2 separate regions of the Homo sapiens genome follow, and region 2 is linked to region 1. The links are chromatin loops, found by intact Hi-C in ENCODE. Cell type or tissue: OCI-LY7. All regions are shown on one strand. Each heading gives the region's core, and the rest is flanking DNA. Links, peaks and the distances in the headings are about the cores only.

What was found. Peaks named below come from ENCODE experiments on the same cell type or tissue, not always from the same donor. Only the 100,000 strongest peaks of a DNase experiment are listed, where the experiment ranks them.
Region 2: a loop joins it to region 1, with 2.7 times the contacts of the local background. A loop is called at or near these places in 10 of 110 quality-filtered maps.

What each region holds. Positions count from the first base shown.
Region 1 is chr2:197,305,951-197,308,861 of GRCh38, forward strand. All of the region lies in intron 1 of ANKRD44 (ankyrin repeat domain 44), which reads right to left. Among named protein-coding and RNA genes, the nearest start is that of ANKRD44, 3.4 kb to the right of the region's middle. RefSeq lists enhancers at 1,440-1,489, 1,530-1,609, 2,190-2,239. In OCI-LY7, for the core only: CTCF peaks have their summits at 1,411 and 1,612; DNase peaks (open chromatin) are centred at 301, 921, 1,511, 2,511 and 1 weaker place; H3K4me3 peaks cover 2,500 bases; H3K27ac peaks cover 2,500 bases.
Region 2 is chr2:197,132,858-197,135,768 of GRCh38, forward strand. All of the region lies in intron 4 of ANKRD44 (ankyrin repeat domain 44), which reads right to left. Among named protein-coding and RNA genes, the nearest start is that of ANKRD44-AS1, 64 kb to the right of the region's middle. In OCI-LY7, for the core only: CTCF peaks have their summits at 1,582 and 1,781; no DNase peak of the experiment used is centred there; H3K27ac peaks cover 453 bases.

The DNA of each region.
Region 1 (2,911 bases), core at 172-2,671:
ATGACCGCAGTTCGTTTTATATATATATATATATATATATATGAAAAAAATCACTGAACTACCAACACATCATTCACCGGGGTGAGGAAATGGAGAGGCTAATGGGAAAAGCCAGGTATAAGCCAGGCAGGGGCAGAGGCCTCAGAGCAGCTCCTTACTATGTACAGAAATGGGTCTGGCCCAAGAGGCAGAAGGAGTTCAGGGAACGCTGTTCATCCAATGGCTTCTCTGTAAACAAGATCAGACACCCATTAATCCCATGGCTGCACTGCCCTTTCAACTATGAAAAGTATAGCCTTGTGGTCAGAGCCCCACCTGTGCAATCAGACTGCCAGGGTAGGACAGTGTGCTAGATCACTTACTGGGCGTATGACCCTAAACCGGTCAATTAGCCTCTCTATTCCTGTTTTCTCATCCATAAAATAGAAATCACACCACCACCTACCTCCTAGTGTGGCTATGAGGATTAAGACATGATTCACTGCAAAGGCCCAGTATACAATAAGAGCACAATAAATGTGTGACATTATTAGGTCTCTGCCATGAAACACCAGCCTCAAGTGCACTCTCAAAACCATGTGATTGGGTCCTGAAACAACCAGAAAAGGTTCTAAATAAAGCCTTTCTTTTCCCTTCTTCTATGCTGAAGACAGGACTACAGCATACTGTTTGCTTTAACACCAGTGCTCTAGGGAGCCATGGAAGAACAAGGGCAGCCCAGTAAAATATGTAACACGTCCCAAGGCCCCACACTATGGGCTAGAAATCCTGCTCCCAAAGTTACACAGGATTTCTAGTCTCTTGCCACTGCCACCGCTGCCAGCCACTGCCTTTGGCAAGAAGGTAGGTGACTCAAGTGTGAACTAGGACTTGGCAAGGGAACACCAAACCAGAAGGCCTCCAGGCAGGAAGCTCCAAAAAGGCCACCTGCTGAAACAGTTTGTCTGCAGGCAGCCTCCGAGATGAAAGTAGTGTTCTGCCATCATTAACAAATGCAGGTAAGAATAGTGGACACTTTAAACATGCAACAGAACTTACCATCCTAGCTTCATAACTCTGAAAATAAATTTCGGGTAGAGATCCAGGCTGAAGATACGACCACACACTTAAAATGACTACAGTGCCTTTAACTATATGACATAAAGAACACCCTAAAACAGTCAATATCAAATCAATTTTCAAAAAGGTTTCATGGCTATCTTTGAGTCAAATGCCTTAGATCTGTATTTAACAAAATTTTCTTTCCCAAACTTAAAATTATCTCACTTTACCAAAAAATATAAAACTCCTAATGTCCACATACAAGGAACTAATTACATTATTATATTAATGACATAGTTGAGGATGTTCTATGTTACACAGGGTAACCAGTTCCTCCCAGTTTGCCTGGAATTTTCCCGGTTTTAGCCCCATATGCTGGGACACCAGTCAATCTGCACAAACCAGGATGGTTAGTGCCCCCTAAGGCTGCAATAAAAATTATGTGTGCCCTGTGAAGAGGAAAACAGAAGGGACACTGTTACAAAAGTTACAAATGCAGAAGTGCTAAATGCCAAGTTTGTTTGTTTGTAGTGATAGCTCCCAGTTCCTTTTTTACAGTGAAAAAAAAAAAAAAAAGACTAAAAATTACACTGGTCTCTCCCTTTTTCTTTTTACTCTCCTGAAAAAAAAAGAGTTAGGAAAAAACATTTTCCTTCTCTTACAAGATTGAGAGGTCACTACAGGACTGACTGCTGAAGTAGTGTCTGCTTCACCTAGCAAGCTCCTGCACCCAGCTTTAGCTGGAGAGAAAATGTCATCATCTGTCACCCCTGACTTTTGCCACATTTAAAGACAAATCCAGACAATTTGTGTTTCAGGTTATCAACAGTAAAAAATCCAAGAGGCCTAGCAAAAATCAAGATTCACTTCACAAATAGGGCATTCAACAGATGAGGTGCCAGGCACAGTGGCTCATGCCTGTAATCCCAGCACTTTGGGAGGCTGAGGCAGGTGGACTGTTTGAGCCCAAGAGTTTGAGACCAGCCTGGGCAACATGGCGAAACTCTGTGTCTACAAAAAATACAAAAATTAGCCAGGTGTGGTGGCACACGCGCCCATAGTCCCAGCTACTGGGGAGGCTGAAGTGGGAGGATGTTTGAGCCTGGCAGGCCAAGGCTGTAGTGAGCCATGATCATACTATCGAGTCAGAGTGAGACCCTGACACACACACACACACACACAAAAAAAAAAAAGGAGGGAGAAATTAAGAAGTGGTTGTTTTACTAGAAGCTGAATGGAGAGCAAGGTACTCCTGTACAAACTCTAAGGCAGGGATTCCAAGCAGGCGGGCGGCTCCCTGCCCACAATGATGGAGCAAAACTCTTCTAGTAGTGGTCTAAGCAAATGGTTTTAAAAGTTAATCTGTGAGGTTAAGAACTGACTTCTAAGAATTGAGTCTCAAACAGAAAAGGTAAGACTATATAAGGCAAGAAAGACCACACACTTACTTCCTGGACCTAAAGCTACACAGAAACCATCGTTGTTCACCACCCCACCCCACCCAGGCCACTTCCCCACCCCATCTCCTTCTGACTTTGTCCCAAGATAGACTGGACATTTTCAGAAGTTCTTGAATCTTAAAACGCCTTAGGTTCTTTTTACGTATCTGGAGATGGAACCAAATAAACGTTGTGTGACTCTTCCTTTCTCTCCATACTCATACTAGTTTATTGGGGGAAGGAAGGAAATATACTTGGAAACATCTTAAAAGGCAACATCTTTGAAATTCCTGCTCTGATAAGCCCTGAAGAATAACTTCCTCTCTTTGTAAGACCAAGTAATACACTTCTCACTAGGGTTGATCTTGATCTAGGAAGAGATGTTTTCTTGTAACCCTTACAACACATCCAATGAGATGATGGAGCTATCC
Region 2 (2,911 bases), core at 288-2,787, 170 kb before region 1:
GCATGGCATACATTTCAAGGAGCTTACTGTCTAGAAGATCTTTTTAATTCAAATAGAACAACAATTTCTATGGTAGTTTTGTATTGTGCCAAGTTGGCTGAGTTGAACTAAATTTCCCAGAATTCCTTTCCCTGTAGTACTCCCTTTAGGGTTGGCCACAAGAGATATCTGATGAGTTTTGGAAGGCATAAGTGAAACTACAGCCTAACTGGTATGCTGTTGGGCACCAGGTAGTGTTGCAGCTTCACATGATGACACTAATCGGCTGGATCACCACGTTGGCAAGGGGCAGTGCCTGGCTTGATGCTTCTTCAGATCCTGCTGCATCTCCTTCAGTTTCTCCAATTCTTGGGCCAGGTGCATGCACAACTCCTTCTGCAAGTCACCCATGTCCATGATGTTGGAGGCAGTGTTAGACAGACCTCAGTTCCAGTTTGTCCTTGATCTCCCCCATTTTACATCCAGCTTTTCCACTGTAGACTCTGCTGACCTACAGTGACTTCAGGGCCTCACAGAATCCAAGGTGATAGCCTCACACAGACCACAGCAGCCCTACACACTTGTGTAAGATCTAATTCCTATAATAAATATCTTGCTCTGTATCTCTCATGGTGGTTCTGCTTCCCTGGTTGAACCTCAAACCCTGAGAGATCAATTATCTACATTTTATAAGCAAATAGGCTTTGAGGACAGACAGTATAGAGTTTATAAACTTTTCAATGAAGAAATGGTTTCAAACACATGAACATGTAATATCAGTGCTTACCAATCTAAAGAACAGACCTGTGCCAGCTCTCAGCTGAAACCATATATCCATCTTGACAAGTGCTAACAGTTAAATTCCAAAATACCAGTCCAAACCTTCTCTTTTCTTCCCCTCAAATCTACTTTCTTTTCCCCAACTATTAGTTAGGAGAGGCATAAAATAATGGCAATAAGACTAAATTCCAAAGAAGAAGGAAATCTGAATTTAGGACTTCCACAGGACAGCAATGTGCTTGGAGTTAAGATGTCTTCTCCACCGTCAGCTCTCACAATGGTTACAGAGACTCCAATTTTCTTTTCCTTTCTTTTCTTTTCTTTTTCTTTCTTTTTTTTTTTTTTTTTTTTTTTGAGATGGAGTTTCACTCTTTTTGCCTAGGCTGGAGTGCAATGGCGTGATCTTGGCTCACCGCAACCTCTGCCTCCCAGGTTCAAGTGATTCTCCTGTCTCAGCCTCCCGAGTAGCTGGGGTTACAGGCATGCGCCACCATGCCCAGCTAATTTTGTATTTTTAGCAGAGACGGGGTTTCTCCATGTTGGTCAGGCTGGTCTCGAACTCCTGACCTCATGATCCACCCACCTTGTCCTCCCAAAGTGCTGGGATTACAGGCATGAGCCACTGCGCCCAGCCGAGACTCCAATTTTCATAAGAAACTGTCCAACTTGCTGTGACAGATACTAATATGAAGACATCATGAGCTCATATGTGACCCAATTATTTACAGTTCAGGGTTTGTTTGCATTTAATTCCTATCTGGCTAGTGATTCTTTTTTCCTCCCTGCAAACCTACAGAGGGAGCTGGTTACTTGGAGAAGCAACAAAAGCCTTTCTCAGATTGGAAGGTCAGTCCATCATTAGGCTGACTGGATTCAAACACACTAAAGATACTTACAGAATGCAGACTGGTTGTTGATGGAAAATGGATGTTTTGAGGATTGAAGTCTTTGAAGCTAGTTGAGCTAACAAAGATAGAGATCACTTGGGAAAGGTCACAGAGTAATGAAATCATCTTTTTTGTGTCTTTCTTTTCCACTAGACTACACACTTCCTAAGGGCAGAGACCATCGGTCTTAGTTTTTTTTTGTAGCTCCATGAGCTACAAAGAAAAGGTGCCTGGCATATGGGAGGTACATATTGAATTATTTTCCCAACTAAAAAGACCTGGTTCTTGTTGAAGAGGAAACAAATCCATACATATTTTTAAAGAGACACTTAAATTTACTAAAGACCAAGTGGTCTTAAAAGGCCAGGAAATACTCCTCTATGAAGGGGTTGGTCTCATGAAGCTGGTAATACCCACTCAGTCAGCTCACTGCCCTCGTTTTCCCAGACAAAATGGAAATAAAATGTGGGACCATGAGAAGATTCTGAATTCTCCAGGGTCTGAGCCAGGCAATTTAGGATTATTGACCTCTCTCATTCCATGCGGGATATTTGGAAGGAGAACACAACCAACCCCTTTTAAAACCTACTAAAATCACAAAGCGCAGCAAGAAAAACCATGACTACTAAGCTGTCACCTAGCAAGTATATATTAAAATTTCCAGATAGTTGCCAAAGAGGAAAAGCTGACACCAATAACGGCCAAAGACACCTGCAACTTCTGTATATTAATTCTCAGCAAGACCTTTTGCTCCTAGGTGTACCTGGAGAACATCACCTTCTCCAGTAGCAGAGGAGAAGCTGCATTTGGTAAATTCAGCTATGGAGGTCAGTCATCCAGCACCAAGTGCATGCAAGGTTTGAACCTCTTGTATCCCTGGATAATGGGCATCTCCTCTGACCAGGCTTCAAGGCTGACATTCACCAGGGTTCCCTGCCACCCCTGCCTTCACATTGATCTTCTCATCCTTTATACTTCCCCTGAGCTACCTGATGCATTTACCATGGTTTGATGATCATCCTCCCTGTCCCTGAGTGCTAGACTTGTATAAATAATTATAGATAATCTATCAGTCATCTTCACCCGAATTTCCAGCATTCAACAACAAATTATTTCTTGGATGCCTAGACTGTACCAGGCTTGGGATACATCCAGGAACAAAGTACAGATCCCTGTCCTCATGGAGCTCCCACTCCAACGACATGTTTGCTGAACTCAGCGTTAGCAAACAGGACCCACCAGCCTCCCGGCCCCTGCTCCCCTGC